Regions from separate parts of the Homo sapiens genome. Here region 2 is linked to region 1. A link is a loop called in an ENCODE intact Hi-C map of the cell type or tissue named here. Cell type or tissue: dorsolateral prefrontal cortex. All regions are shown on one strand. Each heading gives the region's core, and the rest is flanking DNA. Links, peaks and the distances in the headings are about the cores only.

Region 1 (11,588 bases), core at 3,863-6,362:
AGGGAAAGTCAGCAGACTGAAATGAAGGCCTTCATGATGATCCAGTTTTATTTAACGACGAGTAAATATATTGTTCTCTTTTTTTGTGATTTTCTGAATAAGAATTTTTCTTTTCTCTAGTTTATTTTATTATAAGAATACCATATGTAATACATATAATATGCAGCATATGTGCTAATTGACTTTGTTATCAGTAAGGCTTCTGGTCAAAATAGGCTACTAGGAATTAAGTTTTTTGGGGAGTCAAAAGTTATATGCAGATTTCTGGCTGTAAAAAGTTTCAGGGAGTTGGCACCCCTGACCCCTACATTGTTAGAGGGTCAATTATAAATGAAATATCCAGGCAAATTCATAGAGAAAGAAAAGAGATTATTCGTTAGCAGGGACTATTGGGGAGGGTGACTGCTTTATGGGTACAGGGATTTTTTTGAAGGTGATGGAAATGTTTTGGAACTCAATACTGCTGATGGTTGCCTGCACATCGTTCTGAGTGGATTGAATGCCACTGAATTGTACCCTGTTGAAATGATACATTTTATATTTTGTGTATTTTGTCATAATAGTAAAACTAGTTGTAAGGGCTTTCCATATTTGAATCTAGCTTTATTTTGTTAGTCAACAAACTAACCGTATTGATGTTAAATTAAGCTAACAAATTAACTTTCTTTATTTTGATTCTTCCATTCCAGTGCTGTCCTCCACGGTCTTAACAAACTGAAATGCTCACACTTCAAAGAATAGACATGTGACTTCTTATCTTCATTTCTGCCCTCCTCTGCCTGGCTAATACTCACTGGTGCACACATTCATATTCCAAGACTGGACTCATATCACCAACTCATGAAATCTTTTTTGAACTACTCAATATAGACTCTGTGCACCCACCACAGTTGGGCAACTTTTAATCCAATCCATTATATTGTTTAGGTACTAAACATGGGCTGCATAACAAACCATCCCATAACTCAGTGGCTTAAACCAATAATATTTCTTTTATTCACAAATCTGCAGTTGGGGCAGGGCTTGGTGAGGATAGCTCCTTTCTGCTCCAGTTAGCCCCAGACAGAGCAACTTGAAGGCTGGACTTGCGTAAAAGCTCATCCACTCACATGTCTGGTGGTTCATGGGGCCATTGGCTGTGGCCTCAGCTAGCACTGCCAGCTGGGATGCCTACACACAGCCTAGCCATGTGGCCTGAACTTTCTTACAGTATCCTGGCTGAGTTCCATGGTGAGCCCCAAAATAGAGAAAACCAAGCAGAGCCATATTAACTTTTATCTCTAACCTCAGGAGTCACATGGCTCCATTGCTGCCACATCCTATTAGAAGTGGGTCACTCAAGTCAACTTAAGAGATGAGGTGATACAGACCCTACTTTTTGTGGAAGGAGTGTCAGAGAACTGATGAGCATGTGTTAAAATCACCACAAATACTCCCTGATCTCAGACAGGTGGACCCACCCTGGACTTCCATGGTCCTTCTCGCTTCTACTAGAATGTTCTTCCTGTCTGTCTTCATTCCTAGACTGTTAGCTGCATGAGACTGTATCAACTTTGCTCAATATCATATCAGTAGGTAGCACTGTACCTAAATGTTTATTGCATAAATAAATATTTTCTTGCACCCAATTGTTTACTAGATTTTCTTTGCCTATGGTTGCCTGAAGACAGGAATTGTGTCTTATCAAGCTCCATATCCCCAGCACAGCCATGGTGGTGTCCAGCACAAAGCAGGAGCAGCAGTTATTTGTGAAATAAATTAATACATGCATAGATGGATGGCTGGATTTGTTAGCTAAGAATATATGTATATTTGTGTGTGTAGGTGGAAGACTTTTTATCAGATAACCCCAGCAAGGACAGAAATTTAATTTTCTTACTTCTCTACATTCAGGGCTAGGAAAGCACTTACAATGGAATAAGTAGTCAGTATGTTCATTCAATTTACTAATTAAATGAATAAATAAATGAATTTGTAGTTTGCTCTTTCCTACAGAACTAAATTGAGACATATTAGTTGTCAAATGACTGCAGCTTATATTATATTTAACGGATTCTATTGTAATTTGATATTTTTTTCAATGACCAAGTTGTTTAGTATTAATTCTGACCTAGTAATCATACTAATGTAGTGATTCTCAAGTGGCATTGATTTTGCCACCCGAGAGATGTTGAGCAACGGCTGGGGAGATTTCCGGTTGGCTCAACTAAGAGGATGTTACTGGCATCTAGTGGGTAGAAGCCAGGGATGCTGCTGAAATCGTACAATGCCCAGGTCAGTCCCCCTACAAAGAAGAATGACCCACTCACATATTTCAATATGTGCAAAGGTTAAGAAACACTGGATGAAAATTCAGGGAAACAAAGACGACTAAGACATTGCTTTTGTCACTAAGAGACTCACAAGAGAAATAGATAGGTAAATAAATATAACAGGGTGACTTAAATGTAATAATCTAAATGTGTAGAACAAATAGAGATGGAATAGGGTGGGAGTCATGAACTCACCTGGACTTCACATAAAAATTCTATAGAAAGGGGAACAGCTTGTGCAAAATCATATAAAAAAACGTAGACTGAAAAATATACATTTAATAATGCCGAGAACTAGTAGGAACTGATTAGAAGGAAATGGAGATCCCCTTTACCAGGGAATGAACACCTAAGATGGACATTAAGGCATCTTTTGATATCTGTAAAGGATGTTCAGCACCGCAGCCATCTTATTAAACATTTCAATGTAAATTTTTGATTAAATGAATGACAGATAGATTCATAGGGAAAAGGAGGCTTTACTTTATTTTAATATTAAAATAGAAAACCTCTAAGGCTGGCTGTGGATCCTGACTTTTCTTGGGAGGTGAGGACCCTTCTGTCATCTACATGTTCTCTTCCCCTCATCAATTTATTGCCTCTCAGCTTTAAATCCACCCTTCTCGCCCTGCTGTGAAATCTTGCAGCTGGGCCCTGTAAACATTTCCTCTCTGTCAGCTGGTAGAATGTTAGGCTTTCTCAGTAGAGATCAGTGGTATCATCCTGAAAGGGGCTGATGGAAGAGAGACATTTTCCTTCTAGGTTTCCGTCCTCAGTTGTTGTTGTTGCTACTATTATTACTATTCAGTGTGGGGTATATGTGATGTACATATCAATACGTATTTTGAAGACTCATACTTTAAAACTTTTTGTAATGTCCATGCACCAATAAAAAGTTGGGGCCAGGCACTATGGCTCACAGTTGTAATCCTAACACTTTGGGAGGTCAAAGTGGGAGAATCTCTTGAGCCCTGGAGTTTGAGACCAGCCTGGGTAATATAAGATCTTTTCTCTACAAAAGAAAAATTTAAAAGTTAGCCAGCTATGATGGTGTCTGTAATCCCAGCTACTTGGGAGGTTGAGGTGGGAAGATTGAGCTGGGAAGTTGAGGCTGCAGTGGGACATGGTTGCACCACACACTCCAGCTCAGCTAACAGAGTGAGACCCTGTCTCCAAAAAAAAAAAAAAAAAAAAAAGTTGTAGGTGAGAGATTGAAGACAAAAAGACCAATCTCTATTGCCCTCCTATAAAGTCTCTTTTCAGTTTCTACTTTCTGTTTGCATTCGCCTTTATTTTATTTAATTTTATTTTTAGTTCCACAGGTTTTTGGGAAACAGGTGGTGTTTGGTTACATGAGTAAGTTCTTCAGTGGTGATTTGTGAGATTTTGGTGCACCCACCACCTGAGCAGTATACATTTGAATCCCCCTTTAGCTTGGGCAATTGACATGATGAATTACTTTGAGTTAGACTTCCTGGTTCCTGGATTTAACACTAACCACATCTATAGCTTTGGGCAAAGTATGTACATTTTATGCATTGGAATCACCTTGTTTTATAATTGAGAGTATTTTAAATTGTTATTAAAAGGGAATACACTTTACATAGTGCCCTGAAACATGTAGATGATATAGAAAAAAATGTTTTAGAGAGTACTCTGGCATACAGTAAGTGTTCAATAAATTTTTTTTTCCCTAAGCCAAAAATCTGTCTTCTAACACAGAGATGTGGCCTTATCTTTGAAAGCATTAGCAGGACCCTGTTACATGAAGACTATGACTCCTACACAAATATAGTAAGTACTGCATATCCAGTACTGGCCAACTAGTAAGTTAGTAAGATAGTTGTGGTAGAATTAGGACCATTGAATAGAGTAATAATAACAGTTAACATTTATTGTGCAAAACCATAGATGAAGCAATGTTCCAGCTGGTTTTGCATAAATTAGCTCATTTAATTCTTAACAGCGACGCATCAGCTCATGTAACAGCAAATGTTCTCCCATCTTGTAATCGGGGATACTGAGGTGTCTACTCTGTAGAAAATTTGTCCGGGTCACAGAGCTAAGAAGGGGCAGTGAGGATTAGAAGCCTGTGAGTCTTCAGTGGTTCTAATGGCTGTATTATACTTCCTCTAAAAACCACAGGTATATGTGTTTTGGCTTAAAAATATATATTAGAATGGTGATGCTGGGAAGGACTTTGGCAATCAACCAACCTAACTGCTTGAAAGCCGGGGAGCTACTCACGTCCAGGCACCAAGTAACTTGCACAAATCTTTAAAGTTAATTTCGTGTTATTTCTGGAACTGGAACCCAGGTCTCCAGGTCTCCTTAGTCTCAGTTCTATGCTCTTATGTGTCTCTTGCATTCTTCCAACGACATGATTAATATTCCAATGTGCATTATTAATTTCCTACATGGTTACTTTTTTTTGTATCCATGTCTCCCCAGTCAACTATATCCTTTCCATATGAAGTCTTAAAGTCATATAAATTAAATGAGAACAATGTGTTATACAGGAATAAGGGAATAGTTGCTAGATTTTTTTTTTTTAAAATGATTTCAATCGATAGGTATTTACGGAAAAACACTAGACTCTTTATAAATATCTTTATGCTTAAATATATTTTAATTGGCAGCACTAATAAAAGAGAAGGACTTCAACAGAAGCCTTGGGATTAATAATTACTTTGCTAAAAATGATGAATTCTTGGCTGGCATGTTTACAGGGGTTGGGCTGTGAGTCCCTGAACGGCTGGAACCCTGGCAGAGAGGAGCCCGGAGTGTGGGAAGAGGGGCATCACAGAGAGATGCATCCTACAGAGACTGGAGGACTCCGAGCTTGGGGAAGAGACAGTTAAACCTTCCCCGTGAGAGCGAGTTATATCACGCAGCGCCAGTGCCAGGTCAGCAGTCTGGCTGGAGCTGGACCGGCTGGTGGCGCCAGGCAGTGCCAAGCACCCCTGGCAGCCCTGCAGAGGGTTCTCAAATCCAGATTTCATTCTGCAGTCCCGGCAGTGTTTTGACGACTGCCTCACTAAAGGAAGCTAAAAGCTGTGCTGATGCCTCCCAGACGAGCCTCGTTGGAAGCACAGAACCTTCACGGCTCGGAGCCGCTGACACCGTGACAAAGGGAGCCCTGCTCAGGTGAGACAAGGCTCGGGGGTTCAGATGCTGGTCGTCTGGTACAGGTCTCTGCCGTGTGCATGAGAACAAGTCCGTCTGCCAGGCTGGACGCTGCTATCAGACAGATTGATTTGCCGAGTGTCTTTCAGCATTTCCCTAATTCCTTTTTGAAAAGCAAGAGCTAGGCTGATCATGCACCTGGGTCATAAAGCCCACTCTAAAATCAGGGAGATGGCTTTAGAGAGGATCCAGCCAAGGAGAAAACTAGGTCTGACTCTCGGATGTGTCAGCAACTGCCCCGAGTCTGCTCAGTAGGTCCCCAGAGGTGATTCCTCTCCATAGTCTGTGAACTCATCATGGAATGCTGGCAATGGACTATTCCACGGGGTCTGGAGTGCTGAGTTCTAGTTCAGAACCTGTCCTAGCGGCACCAGGAAGCCCTGTGGTGTTGGGCAAATCACATAACCTCTTGGTGTTTCTGTTCTTTATTGAAAAAGATGGTTATGTATTTGCCATGACAGGTTCAAACTCCTTAGGGGTAAAATTGTGCCCTATTTACCTTTGTTTGCTGAGTCCTTGGCACAAGGCCTGGTGTTTGACACACCTAAAAATTACCCATGGACTCTGTGCTTTGGGACAGAAAAGGTGATGACAAGATGCAGGTGTAAACTTGGAAAGGCCATGAGATCTAGGTTATAGTCTCAGTGAAGTCAGCTACCCATTCAGAGCCCTGTAAAATGAATACAGCCATGTTTTGTGTTGTGTGATGACATCAGTGCAGATGTGAGCCAGACTTAGGCTCATGGTGGGCACTTCAGCAGGTGCTAGCCCTGGTGGGCTTAGCTTTGTGTATGTCAGACCCCAGTGACAGGTCTAAGGGTTGGAGAGGAGACCGGGAGTGATGTCAGGCTCTGGGATGAGGGCGTATTTGGAACAGTATGGCTGAAGCCCTGTCATGATGACCAAATTGTTCTGATGACTCTGAGCCATTCCCCAGTTGGAGTCAATCTCCAGGATGACTGATCCACTGGGCAGAGTCTGGTGTTAAGAGACAACACGGTGCTCGCAGTCAGGCAGATGTTCTTGTTTCAATACCAAACAGATACATCCAGAAGGCAAATAGAATGGTCTTAGCTTCCTGATTAAATCTCACTTGCCTCCCCCACTGCCTTGGGGGCCCTGTTCGAGCTTCCTCCTTTGCCTGACCGTGTTAATATTGGAGGACGTGATCTCCATTCTCTTGCTGCTATATTCCCTTCTGGCCTTATTGTGGGAGATGCCCTGCTTCATTGCTTCCGTGACAACTATTGCTTGTATTTTTCTGCTTGCTTCCCGATATTTCTCATCTTCATGCCTCTGCTTAAGCTGGGCACCCTCTCCAGTGACCTGAATGACTTGTATTCATTGTTTAAGGCTACGCTGCGCTCCCACTTCCTCCAAAACGCCTCCCCCTGATCTTTTAGGTGTTTCTCTCCTTGTCCTGAAAAACACCCAGCATTGTATCTATTACATAAGATTGTACTGCTATTATCTACACCCTGCCCCATTCATCTGTGCTCCTTGAAGGAAGGGACTGTGGTTTCACATCCTGATATATCCAGAGTCTAGTGCAATGCCTGGCTCACAGGATGGAGAACCTTGTCCAACTGTGGGGAGGAAGAAAGAATATCCAATTTCTGGGAAGATGACAATTTCTGGGGGCTTCCAAGAGTTTCATGGTCCTCAAGAAGACTGTGGCTCTGGTTGACAACAACAACCAGGAAACCAAAGTAGAAACCCAGAGCCCAGACACCAGCACTGGGGGTCTCAGGGAGGCTACAGCTCAAGGGCTGGGGGACATGGGTGCTCTGGGCTCACTGTAGGGAGAGAGATTCCCACAGTTGAAGGCACCCAGCTCCTCCAGGGCACCAGCCTTGGTTTGAGCTATGCTGGATGGGGCGGAGGCTGAACCTTGGTCTCACAATGGAATTAAGATTGAATGGTGGGGTGGACAGTGAGGTCAAACACTCAGTGAGGATCAGTTGCATTGTTAGACTATTTATTCCAGCATTGATTTGCTCCCAGATGACAATATGTTGTTTTAGGATTTGGGTAATTTGCACAAAGAGGTTTTTAAGGCCCTGACTTCGTCCTGGTGTAGACAGTGAGGAGATCTTCCTGGTGGAGCCTGGGTGCATGCATGCAGTGTTTCTAATTAGTCATGCAGCAGGACGAGGAGGACCACAGCCTCCATGGTTCTTCCTGTTGGATGTGACCATCCTTTGAGCAGAGATTGCTACAAAGGCAAAGCTGGAACAGCATGGATGCCTAACTGCGCCCATGAGGCAGAGTCTTTGAGTTGTGACCGACACATCTCACACTAGTTTAGGCAAGAGAGGAAATGTATCGGGTCAGGTGACCAGGAAGATTAAACACAACTTTGACCCAGCTGGACCCATGGGCTGAATAAAGTCAACAAATATAAGTATTGTTTTTTGTTCATTTTTTCTCTACTTCTCAAGTTTGCTTTTTTTCTGAATTTTCTTTCATACAAGCAAACACTCTCCATGGATTGTCAGAGAGAACTCTGACAGTTCTCATTAGTAACTCCAATGATAAAAGAGGACCCCTTTCCCTAGAGTTCTCGCAAAATCCTCAGATCCTTTGTTGGGCCTTGTTCGGCTCACAAACACATCCCAAATACAGCCCTGGGGTCTGGGGATGCAGTGTTCTGAGAGGCCCAGCGTGGGTCAGTCCCTTCCCTGGCCCTGCCCCTGCCCCATCCCCATATGAGAAGTGCATGCAATAAAGCTACAACTCAAGCTGGCAGGGCAAGAGGGGAGCTTAGAAATTATCTGGTTGACTTCCCTCATTTTAGGTTTATTAATTTGGAAAAGGAGTAATGCCATGAATATTTTATGTACTTACTGGTTACAATTTAGAGAATTAAAATGAAAATAAAAACCACGCATAATCCTCTAACGTTTAGATGTACTTCTGATCATTTGATATTTTCCCCAAATACTTTAAAAGTTATCTACATCATTTGAAATATATTAATATTTTGGAGCTCCGAATTTACCTTAACCATTTTTCCTTGTCATTCACTTTTCAAAATTATTTAATGACCTTCCTTAGCACGAATATATTCATTTATCAAAATTCATTCAGCCATTCCCCTAGTATCAATACCTTCTTTTTAGGGGTGAAGAAATTGAGGTCTAGAGAAGGTAAGTGATCTTCCAAGATTGGCAGCAGAGCTAAGACAATCTTGTTTATACCTTATTTATCAAAGTTAAATTACCTACCTAAGGTCCTTATCTCTCTCTATATATAGATAGATGTCTGGAAGACATGGAAAAGTGATTCCATTCTTTTTTCTTTTTGGTGGCTTTAAAAATTGGCAGATAGGCCAGGCATGGTGGTTCATACCTGTAATCCCAGCACCTTGGGTGGCCGAGGAGGGCGGGTCACCTGTGGTCAGGAGTTCGAGACCAGCCTGGTCAACACAGTGAAACTCCGTCTCTACTAAAAATACATAAATTAACCTGGCATGGTGGCAGGCACCTGTAATCCCAGCTACTTGGGAGGCTGAGGCAGGAGAATCGCTTGAACCTGAGAGGCGGAGGTTGTGGTGAGAGGCGGAGGTTGTGGTGAGAGGTGGAGGTTGTGGTGAGAGGTGGAGGTTGTGGTGAGAGGCGGAGGTTGTGGTGAGAGGCGGAGGTTGTGGTGAGAGGTGGAGGTTGTGGTGAGAGGTGGAGGTTGTGAGCCATTGCACTCTAGCGTGGGCAACAAGAGCAAGGCTCCATCTCAAAAAAAAAAATTTGTCAGATAAGAAAGAGAGACGTATTTGATCTGAGTAAAACGCTCCTCCCAAAATGAGGCCACCTGAAGCCCTGATGAGAAGTTATCCTCAGAGGAGGAGCCAGTGTAGCAGGTAGAAGTTGGGTTAGTTACCGGGGGGTGGGGGGAGGGCATCAGCAATGAGCTTTTCTACATTGGCAAAGATGGAGAGCATATTGACAATGCACACTCTTCATGAAGGGCCACATGTAGGTGCTGCCTCTGCCTGTACATTTTCATCCATTCCACAGATACTGATTGCTCCCCTACTCTCTGCCAGGCACAGTTCTAGGCACTGAAGATAAGCAGAGAAAAGATAGGAGCTGTGCTCCCAGGGAGCACTGCTAGGCATGAAAGATGGCACAGAAAATTAGATAAAGAAATAAATGAAGAAGACAAGATGGAGACGGATGTTAATTCACATGGTGAACAATGATGAGGACTGGAGAGTGTTGGATTGGGACTAAGTTGTTGAAGTGGCTACTTAGGAGGTGAAGATTGGGTTCAATTGTGAAGGAGAAGATGGGCCGGGAGAGAGAGCATCGCGAGCCAGGGTGAGCTGGTTCAAAGGTCCTGGGTTAGGTGGTGCAGGGCTTGTTTGAGGAACAGAAGGAAGGCCAGCCTGTGTGGCCCATGGCTGAGCCTAAGAGGAGGGTGTGGAGTCAGCCTAGACTGAGGCCAGGGACAGGCAGGGCCAGGTAAGGGCTTGGTATTTCTTTCAAAGTGTTCCGGGAAGCTCTGGGGAGTTTTCCAGCTGGGTAGTGCCATGCTCTCGTTTCTACTTGGGAAGATCACACTGGCTTCTCTGAAAGTGCAGATTTTATGGAGCCAGGAATGGCAGCAGTGAGACTGATGAGGAGGTTATCGTCAAGGTTCAGGCAGAACACCCTGGTGCCTTATACTGGCTTGGAAAAATCAGCTGGGAGGGGCTGCTTGGAGATCAGGCCACAGGTCACAGCGGAACTGAATGGGCCTGGTGTTGGGGTGGTGAGTGGTGGCCTGTTTAGGGAAAGCGGAAAATTAAAGAGAAGCCTTACAATTTTTTAAACATATGAGAATTTAACACCCAATCTGTTTTTCCTTCATTTTTTACTTCATTCAGGAGGAAAAGTAGACAAGAGGGAGAAATTGAGATTCAAATAATCCAACACTCAGGCAGATTGCCTGCTAGCATGCTTATCTCTCATCAGCACAGTGAGGGAGGGGCCTGTGTCACTTTACAGATGAGGCAGAGGGTCCCGCAACTCCTTAAGGGTGGAACTAGGATTGGAAACCACTCCTCCTGGCTCCTCTTTTCCTGCCAAGAGCGCTGCACCAGCTCTGGAGGAAGCCTCAGGAGAGGTTACACAAGTCTCAGCTGCCTGTGGTATTTGAGTGGCCATGGAGGATGGAATTTATGCTGCTGGAATAACTAGAGCCACTGCCCCTCATCTGCAGAGAAGACACACTATCTTGCAATTGCAGAACTCCTGTGCCTCGCTTTCGAAATTGGTCATAAGCTGGAGGCTGATGTTATCTTTCCTCACCCTTCAGACCCAAGTTCCCCAACTCCTCTCACCGCCCCCAACCACCGCTTTAATGACCGGTAAACAAGCAGCTAAATGCACCATGCACTGAGGGGCTCCAGCGAGGGGAGGAGGTGACTCTTCTGAAGAAGGGCTCCACCTGAGTTACTGAGTCAGCGAAAAGGCACCTTTATCCAGGCCTAGAGCAAAACGCAATCAGCCTTCACAGGACTGGTTTCCCAGCCATGAGCTTGGGGGACAGGGCTGGCTGCAACGGGGGCTGCCAAGGGCCCAGGTTCTGTGCTGGAAACAAGAGCACTCTGGTGGACTCGGAAATACAGCGCTGAGGTGGGTGGGCTTTAGTCGGAGCCACCTCCCCGACATTCCTGCCCCAGGCTTCTCTCCCAGGCTTTCCTTCCTGGCCCTGCCATTCTGCATTCCTTACCAACCTGCTGTATTCCCACTCTCGGCTGCCAGGAAGCCTCCTCTTCCCCCGAGCTTTACAGCGTTCATTATTTACCTTCCAGTTTGCACAGTTATATCACTGGAGTTTAAGCACACTTTCTATGTGCAGAACAAACATTCGCACATGCCACAACGTACAGTGGGCTGTTTTGTGCCACGTGATGTGCTACTGTATGCAAATTAAAGACGAAGTTAACATTCCCTGTTGCTGGCTTTTCCAAGTGTGTGGGTATCCATTATAGACTTCAATTCTTTGTAAATATTTCAAAGGAAGAAACTCAAAGAGATGATATGAAGGTTGTGAAATTCCCCATCATAAAATCAGAAACTGATTAAACCTGGAACATGCAAAGCCAAT
Region 2 (11,588 bases), core at 3,450-5,949, 180 kb after region 1:
AATCAGTGAAGTGGGCAGGACAGGTATTGTCTGTTTTATAAGAAGTGGGTGAGGTATTAAAAATAACCATTTTTTTGAAATATTGATTTGTTTTATGACATCATAAGAAGACCTACACTGGAATCAGAACTTAGTAATTCAATACTTAGATTTGGCCCTTATATGCTGTGTGATATTGGGAGGTTAGATAAGTCTTTCACCATTCTTAAGCCTCAATGGCCTCATAAACAAAATAAGAAACTATGAAAAAAGTCCTCCTAATATTCTCTTTTTATTAATCTGCTCTTTCAACTATGAAGAATTGCTATTGAGATGATCATGATCTCTGATAATTATTGCCGAATGGATTCCAGTTTGGACTCCAGGGCTGAGTTCTCTGGATGTGACTTCCTCACTTTTTAATTCTAAGAACCAAGTAAATGATGTGGTAATTACTTTGCAAGAAAAGTAACTTGTGTGTAGAAAAAAAAAATGTAGCGAAACTCAACCATAAAAAATAGAAATGTTCATTGGGGATGAGATGTGAAATTCTGCTCAATGAAGAAATTAAAAATGGACAAGAGCATAGTGGGTTGACAATAATATTTCTTAATATATACAAGTTTTGTGAATGCTTCAACCAAGAACTTTTAAGGTCTGTATTGCACATGTAAACCTCATGCACTGCAAAATTCTTTTAAAGGGTGGCTATAACTGATGTAATCTTATTGCATTTCTGGGGTCAGAGGTGAGTTTCTGTAGGTTTGGGTGGAACATTGCATTCTGTGGTATCTGGGACCCCAAGAGTTAAAAGAGCAGGACAGAGCATTATTTGAAGGTAAAAGCCAATGTTAGAAAAATCCAGGAAATACCACACACACAAGGGTATGCAAGGAAAACTCAGGTCAGCTTCTCAGAAACAAGAACGAGGAGCTGATTAGGTAAATCAAGTCAGAAATAAGTGAGAGTTGAGGAGAGAACTCTGGGTTGCATCCATCAGTTTTATGCCATATCTAACCTTTATTGGGTCTCGTTGGCTGCATTAAGGACCATTGGAAGGGTACTGGGCACAGTTTCACTTGAAACGAGAATCATACAGGTAGCCCAAACTGGACCTTTGCTGCTCACAGAAATTCACATTTGCCACTAATGCAATACAAGGGGAGGCTGAAAACTAAACAGTATTATTGATAATGACAGAAAGCTTTTAGCCAGGCTCTCCTATGCAATGATGGATATTGTTTATCATATTTTACTTGTTGCTTTTAAACTTTCCTTGTCAGAATGAATCATGGCTATGGGGAAGGAGACCAGATTACAGACAATGTAATTTGTCTCATAGCAATTGCCCCTCATCAAGAGGCATGAACAGAAGTAAGCAGCAGAAACTGGCAGGTTTTCTGGGGTTGGAAATAATTCTCATTGCCAAAATCTGTCATGGGTGCACCTGGATCCATTAAAAAACAAAAAACAAAAAAGCATGCAATCTGTGATAAGGATGATTTCCTTCCTGCATCAACGGAGTGGTGTTTCGGGTTTGACTCTTGCTATCTGGTAGATTGATAATGGAGATTAATTTACTTATCTCTTAGCTGCATAAATTAGTGTATAGAAAAAACATCTTGCAGCTGCCCAGAATCTGTCATTAAAGATGCCTTAGTTAGTCTCCCCTCTTGGGCAATGAAGTATGTGGAAAGACACATAGCATGATTAGCATATACTGCTTTTCTCTATCTCTCTTTATTCTCAAAAATTCTAGGGCAATGGATAGACAACAAACACGTGTGAACTGTTTAACAGTGATTCAAATTATTGCATTATTTTTTTCTTGCTTTGACTGTAACTAGATCAGGTTTGGCACCATACAGGTAGATTATGATCACGACAGATTCAATTTGCTTATTATTCCTGGCAGAAATAAAATAATTTAAGAAAACCTTGAGTAACCAATATTGATATTTTGATAAACACTTGACTTACTAATTATGATTCTGAATGTAAGACTAATTCTTAAAACAAGCAATACTAAACAAAACAGAGACAGTGATTTAGGTCTACGAAATTAACAGAATTAATTACCCACCAGTGGAGAGGGAGGAAGTTCTTTAAGGCACTCATTACGTAGTTCTGGTGGCAAATGTGACACAGTTCTAGTGGTGCAACTTATTTGTGAAATGAATTTTAAAAATTTATAGACTGTTTTGCCAGTTGTGTTACTTCTGTCACATGTTCTTGCTTAACACAAGCTGTTTAACTGCAGTCCTGACATGTTCATCTGAACAACAGTGTACCCCATCCTCACAAGGAGGGAGTGGATCAGAAGGCAATCCTCCAAGCCTTTGACTGCAAGTTTGCACTGTCCAGTCAGGGTCAGACCTTCAGGACCCTGGGCTTAGTTCACATTTATAAGCCTTGATTACCTCAACATGAACCCAAAAGTACACCCCTAAATCACAAGGCATTGTGGAGAATAAATGAATTAGTGCATGTAAAGTATAGTATAGTCCCTGGCGCAGGGTGAATCATCAGTAAATGTAAGCTCTTTTGATCACTGTTGTTACGCATGAGTAGTTGTGATGTAATAAGGATTATAAATACTTTTTACTAATAAACAAACAAAAAATAGGTAGAAAGATACAATTTGAATCGGAACCATGGGAATGAATGAGAGGGGGCTGTAATTAGATACAGAGTGCAGAATGAATAGAAAAGTAGGAAGTAGGAGAGAATTCAGGTTGGTATAAAAATGAGTAGAGAATAGAAGAAGGAGAATAAACGGCATGTATTGAAGAAACTGGGGCCTGCTTAATGGAAAGAATGATTCAGTTTTTGTTTCATTCATTGCCTAGACAGATGGCCACCTATCAGAGTGATCCTCTAAGCCTCTTTCCACTCCTTACTCATTCTTCCCTGCAAAGAAGAACTGAGTTAATCTTAATTGGTTGGCTGATAACAGGTTTGGGTCCTCTTTTCTTAATTGGTGAGAATCACTCTATAAAACTTTAAGCATTGAAGAGCTTAGACTCTTCCTCTAGTTCCTTCTGAGATAGGGGGAGACATTCTTCCTTCATATGGGTGTCTACTCTGCAGATCTAAACCTTCCCACTGAGTTTGCCTATTGGGCAATTTGAAGATCTGAATTTAACTCAGGGGAGGGGCATCAGGCAGGTAGTGCCAGCAAGCCCTTATGGTTATATGTTAACCAAATCTTGCCACCTAGCCTTCATTGGTAATAAATCCTTTCAACTGTCTAATTCCTGTATCTGTCCTTTATTTGGGTGCAAATGGGGCTGTGAGTTGGGATGTTAAACACTAACGAGGCCATATAGAATCCAGGGAAGAATGAGAACAGTGGGGCAGTGTCACTCATGTATGCTGAACTATTCAATAGACTTCACATTGATGGTCTTGTTTTACCCTCACAATAGGCCTATTTATTCACGGGAGAATCCGACACTCTGAGCTCAACTAAGTCATAGAGTTTACAGGCATTAAAACAAGGTTTGAGTCTAGAGGTTTCTGAGCTCAACTCTGCTTTTTCTGCTACACGTCACCTTTAATGTTAAATTAAGAATATTAAACTTGATGTTTATTTTTTCTAATTATAAGCATTTGTGTGTGTGACTATATTTCCAATTTCCAGCTAGATTTAAAACTAAACTCAACATCAGGAAAAGGGATAATAGTATCTGTCTATTCCTTTCCTTAGAAAGCATAGAGTTGTTTATGTACCTGAGCTTCTGCAAATACTCATTTTTAGTATGTTTATAGGTTATAGATGATTATTTTACATATATTTTAGGGATTTCATAAAATCATGTTTTACGAACTCCAAGATTAGTGTCAAAAATAAAACTGAAGCCCAGAATTGAATTTGTGCCAGAAACATAAAGGAGCTTAGATGGATCAGTCTGGATTTCTGCAACATCAACCTCCTAAAATCTACTCATCATGGGAAGATGTCTAGAAGATCAAACTCTTGTCAAATATAGTAAGTGTTGAGTAAGGGAAGCCAGCATTACTATGTTTAACAACAATGCTCATCTCTTGCAAACAAGTCTACCATGAAATGCTGTTTGGAAAATTGCTTTTACCACAAATTAGATTTTTATTCTTTCTTTATTTTATCTCCCATTCCAAGGCACTACCATATTGGAGACAAGTATAATAAGTATGAATCATCTGGGCATACAGTAATCACCGCGATATGTTGGTGGAGTTTAATGACTGATTAGCTATTTGGCTAAAAAGTCATCCTCTTTCTAAAGATTTGTCTTTTGTTTGTAGAATGTTTTTCTGTGTGTTTTCCAAATAATTTCAATTAGCCCAGCTATACAATTTAATCTTATATGAACCTTATGTGATAGCTTCTCTAGCCCCCTACTTATACACCCCCTTGAATTTCGTGTTTATTTCTTGCTGGTATGCATACAGGGGCATAAATATTTGCTGTGTCACTACCCTCAAAATACCATCCATGTACCATCTCAGTAGTTCTAAAACTCTACTTGTTCATCACTCTGTATGAATGTATTAGTAAGTTCATTCCTTTTTTAAAAATGAATCAGTATAAATGCTCCTGTCAGCTATGGTTTACCAGATACCATTGTTGTATCTGGTTACCTCTCTGGCTTCTAATTCATTTCTTTTTTTTTCATATTACTGCATTTCATAGTATCATCACTCAATAGCGAACCTGGTTATATATGTTGTTGAATCAGTTGTCCCAGTAACTATTTACTAAGTCTTAAGAACTTACCTTATGTGATCAATGTTGCCAATTTCTTTTTTTTTTTGCCTTAATAAACAGGCTTATTTTAAATTTAGCTGAAGTGAAGTAACAAGCATCTATCAGGGAGACATTCTCACTAGTTGGGTTACATACAACCATAACTATAAAAACAGCAACAAAATAACACACTATTTTTCAGCAAAAGGTAAGAAGTAAAATGTAGAAAATATTTCTAAGTTCAGAGAATGTGCTTTTCCTCCAACCTAAGTTACATCTGTTCCAACATGTCTTTCTCCATGATGGTAGAGGGCTGTATGAAGTGGAAGGACATCAAGGAGTTGCTTCTATACTCGGACTTCTCACTCTTCTTGACTGCCCAGGAATGGGCTACCACTGGGAAATTTGTCCCTTGAGGATACTTAGAGAGGTCAAATCTTTTTTTTTTTTCCCTACATAACTTAATCTTATAAAAGCTACAAATACAAAAGTTACAAAGATAAATTTATTTAAGTCAGTTCTTCCTTATGTCTCTTCCTCCAATTTTTTCTCTTTATTTTTTCCTCCATCCCTTCCGTCTTCTTTTCTCTATAACAAGAAATGTCAGATATTGTCTTACAGTCATTGTTGTCATTATTACTAGTTCTCAGTCTACTTAGTGGAGAACATCACTCACTTGGAAAAAGTTTCAACAAATAAAATAAAAAATAAATCCACATTTAGCAGTGATCTTCTCAGCTTTCAAAAGTAAAATGACACCTCAATGAGTTTTAAATCAATTTTTCTGTCTATAATATTTGCCCTATTGAAAGTTCATCATGATAAAATAGATTATATTTTTTAGATAATATAGTTGTGTTCAATTCATCAGACATTAAATTGATGAAAACTGTTGTTCTGACATAATATATATTTCTGATTATAAATGAAAATAAAATTTAAAACAAGTTGTTCTAAATATTAAGTCCTAGTAAGTGAGAAAAATCCCATTTATTTCTCAGTGTGAATTATCATGAACTGGACTCAAGTATATGAAAATGTGCAATATGATTGAGTTAATATTGCCAATTAGTGGGGAAAGCATGATCGACTCAGTAATTTATAAGACAAATGGTTATCCAAAGAAAATATAACACTTCACATGATTTGAATTTGTGTCCCCACCCAAATCTCATGTCGAATTGTAATCCCCATTGTTGGAGGAAGGGCCTGTTGGGAGGTGATTAGATTATGTGAACCTATTTTCCCCCTTTCTATTCTCATGATAGAGAGAGAGTTCTCCTGAAATCTGATTGTTAAAAAGTATGTAATACCTCCTGCATCACTCTCTCTTCCTCCTTCTCTGGCTATGTCAGTTGTGCCTGCTTCCCCTTTGCCTTTCAACATAAAAGTTTCCAGAGGCCACCCAGCCATGATTCTTGTATAGCCTGCAAAACTGTGAGCCAATAACCCTTTTCTTTATAAATTACCCAGTCTCAGATAGTTCTTCATAGCAACGTGAGAACAGACTAATACAGAAAATCAGTACCAGAAGTTGAGAATTGCTTCCTGGAATTGTGAAAGCGACTTGGAACTGGGTAATGCTCAGATGTCAGAAGATTTTGGAGGCCTCCAAAGAAGATGAAAGATAAGGCCTGGATGTTAGACATGAAATCAAAAGAGATTATTTTGGAGGTTTAAGATTTAATGACTGCCCTACTGGGCTTCACACTTGCATGGGGCCTGTAACCCCTTTGTTTTGGCTGATTATTCTCTTTTGGAATGGGTATATTTACCCAATTTTTGTACCTTGATTGCATCTTGGAAATATCTAACTTGTTTTCTATTTTACAGACTCATAGGCAGAAGTGACTTGCCTTGTCTCAGATGAGACTTTGGACTTGGATTTTTGAGTTAATGCTGAAATGAGCTAAGACTTAGGGGACTGTTGAGAAGGGATTATGGTATTTTTCAATGTGAGAAGAACATTAGATTTGGGAGGGGTCGGGGCAGAGTGATGTGGTTTAGATTTTTGTCCCCATGAAATCTCATGTCAAATTCTAATCCTCAATGTTGGACAAGGAGCCTGGTGGGAGGTGATTGAATCATGGGGGGTAATTACCACTTTGCTGTTATTATAATAGTGAGTGAGTTTTCATGAGATCTAGTTGTTTCAAAGTGTGGAGAACCTCCCCCTTTGCTCTCTCCTACTCCTTCTCTGGCCATGTAAGATGTTGTTGTTTCCACTTCACCTCCTGCCATGATTGTAAGTTTCCTGGACATGTCCGTAGACATGCTTCCTGTACAGTCTGTGGAACTGAGTCATTTAAAACTACTATTAAAATTATTTTCTTTATAAATTACCCACTCTCAGTGTATTAGCTCATTTTTATACTGCTATAAAGAACTGCCCGAGACTGGCTAATTATAAAGGAAAGAGTTTTAATTGACTCACAGTTCAGCATTGCTGGGGAGGCCTCAAAAAACTTACAATCATATAAGAAGGTGAAGGGAAAGCAAGGCACCTTCCTCACTAGGTGGCAGGAAGGAGAAGTTCCAAGTGAAGAGGGAAGAGACCCTAATAAAACCATCAGATCTCATGAGAGCTCACTCACTATCATGAGACCAGCATGGGAGAACCACCCCCATAATTCAATTCCCTCCATCTGGTCTCTCCCTTGACACATGGGGATTACGAGGAGTATAATTCAAGATGAGATTTGGGTAGGGTCACAAAGCCTAACCATATCACTCAAGTAGTTCTTCATAGCAATGTAAGAATGAACTAACACAACATTGAAGCTTTGTTTCATGTTATAATAAAAAATACATTTCAAATACATTAAAAAGCAACATTTAAACTTTTAGAAACAAATATAAGAATACTTGTAACTTTGGGGAAGGGAAAATTTTCTTAAATAAGAAACATAAAGAAAAAATATTTTAAAAATTGAGAAAAATTAATACATTAAAATTTACCAAGCTTTACATCAAAACTATGTGAAAATAAAAGCTACAAGTGTGATTAAAGCCTCAATCAAAGGAAAAAATGCATCTACCATAATCAACCTCAGAAATAAAAATTTATGAATAACTTGACAATGAATTTAAAATAAGTGTGCTAAAAATTATTGAGTTACAAGGCAATACATATAGACAATTAACTAAAATCAGAAAAACAGTGCATGAACAAAATAAGAATATCAACAAAAGAGATAGCAACTATAAAAAAATACTAGGCCGGGCACGATGGCTCACACCTATAATCTCAACACTTTGGGAGGCCGAGGCGGGTGGATCATGAGGTCAGGAGATCAAGACCACCCTGGCTAACACAGTGAAACCCCGTCTCTACTAAAAATACAAAAAATTACCCAGGCATGGTGGCGGGTGCCTGTAGTCCCAGCCATTTGGGGACTGAGGCAGGAGAATGGCTTGAACCCGGGAGGCGGAGCTTGCAGTGAGCCGAGATCGCGCCACTGCACTCCAGCCCGGGCGACAGAGCGAGACTCTGTCTCAAAAAAAAAAAAAAAAAAAAAAATACTAACAGAAATTCTGGGGCTGAAGGATACAATAACTAAACTGAAAAAATTACTACATGATTTCAACAGCTGACTTGATCAAGCAGAAGAAAGAATCAGCAAATGTAAAGACATTTGGAATTCTACAGTTACAGGAGAAAAAAAGTAGAACATATTAAAAATAAAAAACTGAGCAATTTATGAGAGAATATTAAACAACAAATATATGCATTATGGGATCCTAGAAGGAGAAGAGAGAAAGAGATAGAAAACTTTTTTAAAGAAATGAAGAGAGAAAATTTTCCAAACTCAGTGAGAGATATGAACATCCAGGTAAATGAAGCTCAGAGATTCCCAAAAGGTTCAACACAAAGAGGACTTCGCCAAAAAATATTATACTATGTTTGTATATTATACACATATATAATTATGTACATACATATTATAATTTATATACATGTAATTGTGTACTGTACATATGTATACGTACATACAAACATAATGTATACATATGTTTGTATGTACGTATACATATGTACAAACATAATTATCTGTATGCATATAATGGAGAATTTGAAAGTGCCAAGAGAAAAGCAAGAGAATTTTGAAAGTGGCAAGAGAAAAGCAAGCTTACACACAAAGGTAGCTTCATAAAATAATTAGCAGATTTCTAAGCAGAAATCTAGCAGGCCAGGAGTGAGTATTACATTAAAAGTGCTGAAAGATTAAAAACTAAAACAAAAAAACCCCTGTCAACCGAGAACAATTTACCCAGCAGAGCTTTTGCTCAGAAATGAAGGAAGTAAATACATTACCAGACAAGCAAAACTTGAAGGAGTTCATCACGACTAGATGTGCCTCACAAAAAAATCTAAAGGCAGTTCTTCAACTTGAAACAAAAGGAAAATAAACAGCACCATGAAAACATATGAAAGTATAAAACTCACTGGTAAAGGTAAATATATTAACAAATAAAAATACTATAATACTCTCATGGTGGTATATAAATCAGTTTTGATTCCCATCCAAAAGTTAAAAGACAGAAGTAATACAAAATAGCCATAATTATAAAAAAGGTATAACTGATTTTTAAAGTGATAAATTTAAACACATATTGGATGATTATAGCATATAGATAAGTGAAATGAATTATACAAATGTCATCAGGACATAAGAAAATATTGGAACTACTCAGTTACACGGTATCTGCATATCACATAAAGTGGTATAGCATTATTTAAAGATGGGCTTAGATTAGTAGAAAATGTATATGTGAACTCTAAGGCAATAACTGAAAACATTTTTGAAAAGAATAATTGTTATGCTGAGAAAGAAGAAAAAATGGAATCATAAATGCTCTACTAAAATCATAGAAGTCAAAAAAGAGGAAACAAGATAAAAAGTATAAGAAAGAGAAAACAGTTATAAAATTACAGTTATTAATTTAAATATATCAATAATCTCTATAAATGTAAATTGTATAAACTCACCAATTAAAAGACAGAATAATCAAAGATGGAAACAGGAGCCAACAATAGTTGTCTTCAAGAAACCTATTTTTAATATAAAAACTCATCATAAAAGTAAAAAGTGGAGAAAGGTATACCATGCTAAAATGAATCAAAAGTAAGCTGGAGTACTTACATTAATTACACATAAATCAGAATTCAGAATGAGAAATGATGAGGAATAAAAAAGAGTTTAAAAATGTTGAGAGATATATTCTCCAAGAAGACCTTACATTTCTTAATGTGTATAAACCTAACAACAGAGTCAAACGACATGAGGTAAAAACTAATACAACTACAAGAAAAATATAGACAAATCCAGTCTTTCAGTTTAACATTTCAAAATGCTTCTTTCAGTAGTTGACCTGTTAAATAAGAATATAGTTAAACTAAATAGCACTATCAATCAACTTGATGTAATTGATGTTTATAAAATACTTCATTCGACAGAACGCACATTTTTCTTAAGCTTGCATAATGCAGTCACCAGAATATACCAAATTCTAGATCATGAAGCACACTTTAACATATCTAAAAGCACTGGGGTCATACAAAGTATGTTCTCAGAATAAATATCTTCTCCAAATTAAACTAGAAATCAAAACAGAGAGGTAGCTGGGAAATTCCAAAATATTGGAGATTAGACAGCATATTTATAAATAACACACCAAAGTTTAAATTTTTTGAAAAAAAGAAAATAAAAATAAAACATCAAAATTTGTGCGATGCACAAAAGTACCCAGTGTATTTATGTTTTTAAATGTAAATATTAGAAAAGAAGAAAAATGTAAAATTATCAAAGTACCCTTCTACCTTAGGTAACTAGGATAAAAAAAAATTTAAGCCTAAAGTAAACGAAAGAAAAGAAATAAAATTAGAGCATAAATCAACAGTGAACTTGGTGAAATTGTGACATTGATAAAATGAGAAGAACAAGAAAATAAATACAACTCAAAAGCCTACTCTCTGAAAAAAAATTAATGAAATTGGTTGTTCTATAACTTGGCTAATCAAGAAAAGAAAATGGAAGACACTAATTACCAATATCACAAATGAAAGAGGTGTCATTACTACTGAACATATGGTGTCAAATTATAATAAAAAATACTTTGAACAACTAAACATCAGCAAATTGTATAAGTTAGAAGAAATGGAGTAATTCCTTGACAGATACCAAGTGTCAACATTTATACAAGGAGAAATAGATAATCTGAATAGACCTATATCTCTATTAAAGCAATTGAACTAATAAGTAATAATTTTCCCCTGATGAAAGCACTCAGCCCAGATGGTTTTCCTGGTGAATTCTACCAAATACTTTAAAAAGAATGATACCAATTGTTCACAATGTGTTTCAAAAAACGAAAGCAGATGGAGCACTTTCTAACTCATTTTATGAATCCAACTTTCCCTAATACCAAAACTAAATAAAGATAGTATAAGAAGGGAAAACAGTTCAGAAATACATCTTACAAAAATACTAGGGGGTCCTGGAACCAATCCCTCTAGAATATTTCTTCAGTGTGTGTCATTTCTTTCTAAAGGAAAGGGTGGGGCAACTTTACAGGTGAGAAGCCTGACAAACACCACCTCAATCAAGTGATCAAACTCAAATATCATTGATGAAAAGTAGTGTTAGTGGTACGTACCCTTGATATGATGTGATAACGATGACACTTTACCTCCATGGTCTTCTGTACAAAAAAAAAAAATCACAATCTAATCATTAAAAATATATTTACATAAGTTCAGCCATTGTGGAAGACAGTGTGGCGATTCCTCAAGGATCTAGAAATAGAAATACCATTTGACCCAGCCATCCCATTACTGGGTATATACCCAAAGGATTATAAATCATGGTGCTATAAAGAC

Evidence for each region. Peaks named below come from ENCODE experiments on the same cell type or tissue, not always from the same donor. Only the 100,000 strongest peaks of a DNase experiment are listed, where the experiment ranks them.
Region 2: it touches region 1 in a loop (2.4-fold over the local background); 1 of 110 quality-filtered maps calls a loop at or near these places.

The regions. Positions count from the first base shown.
Region 1 is chr2:5,927,463-5,939,050 of GRCh38, forward strand. SILC1 (sciatic injury induced lincRNA upregulator of SOX11) reads left to right here and starts at 5,225. Exons shown (of 2, transcript NR_026832.1): 1 at 5,225-5,459. In dorsolateral prefrontal cortex, for the core only: a CTCF peak has its summit at 5,242 (motif pointing right); a DNase peak (open chromatin) is centred at 5,259; H3K4me3 peaks cover 1,662 bases; H3K27ac peaks cover 1,872 bases.
Region 2 is chr2:6,110,599-6,122,186 of GRCh38, forward strand. No RefSeq gene overlaps it. Among named protein-coding and RNA genes, the nearest start is that of MIR7158, 140 kb to the left of the region's middle. RefSeq lists an enhancer at 3,121-3,622. In dorsolateral prefrontal cortex, for the core only: no CTCF peak of the experiment used is centred there; no DNase peak of the experiment used is centred there.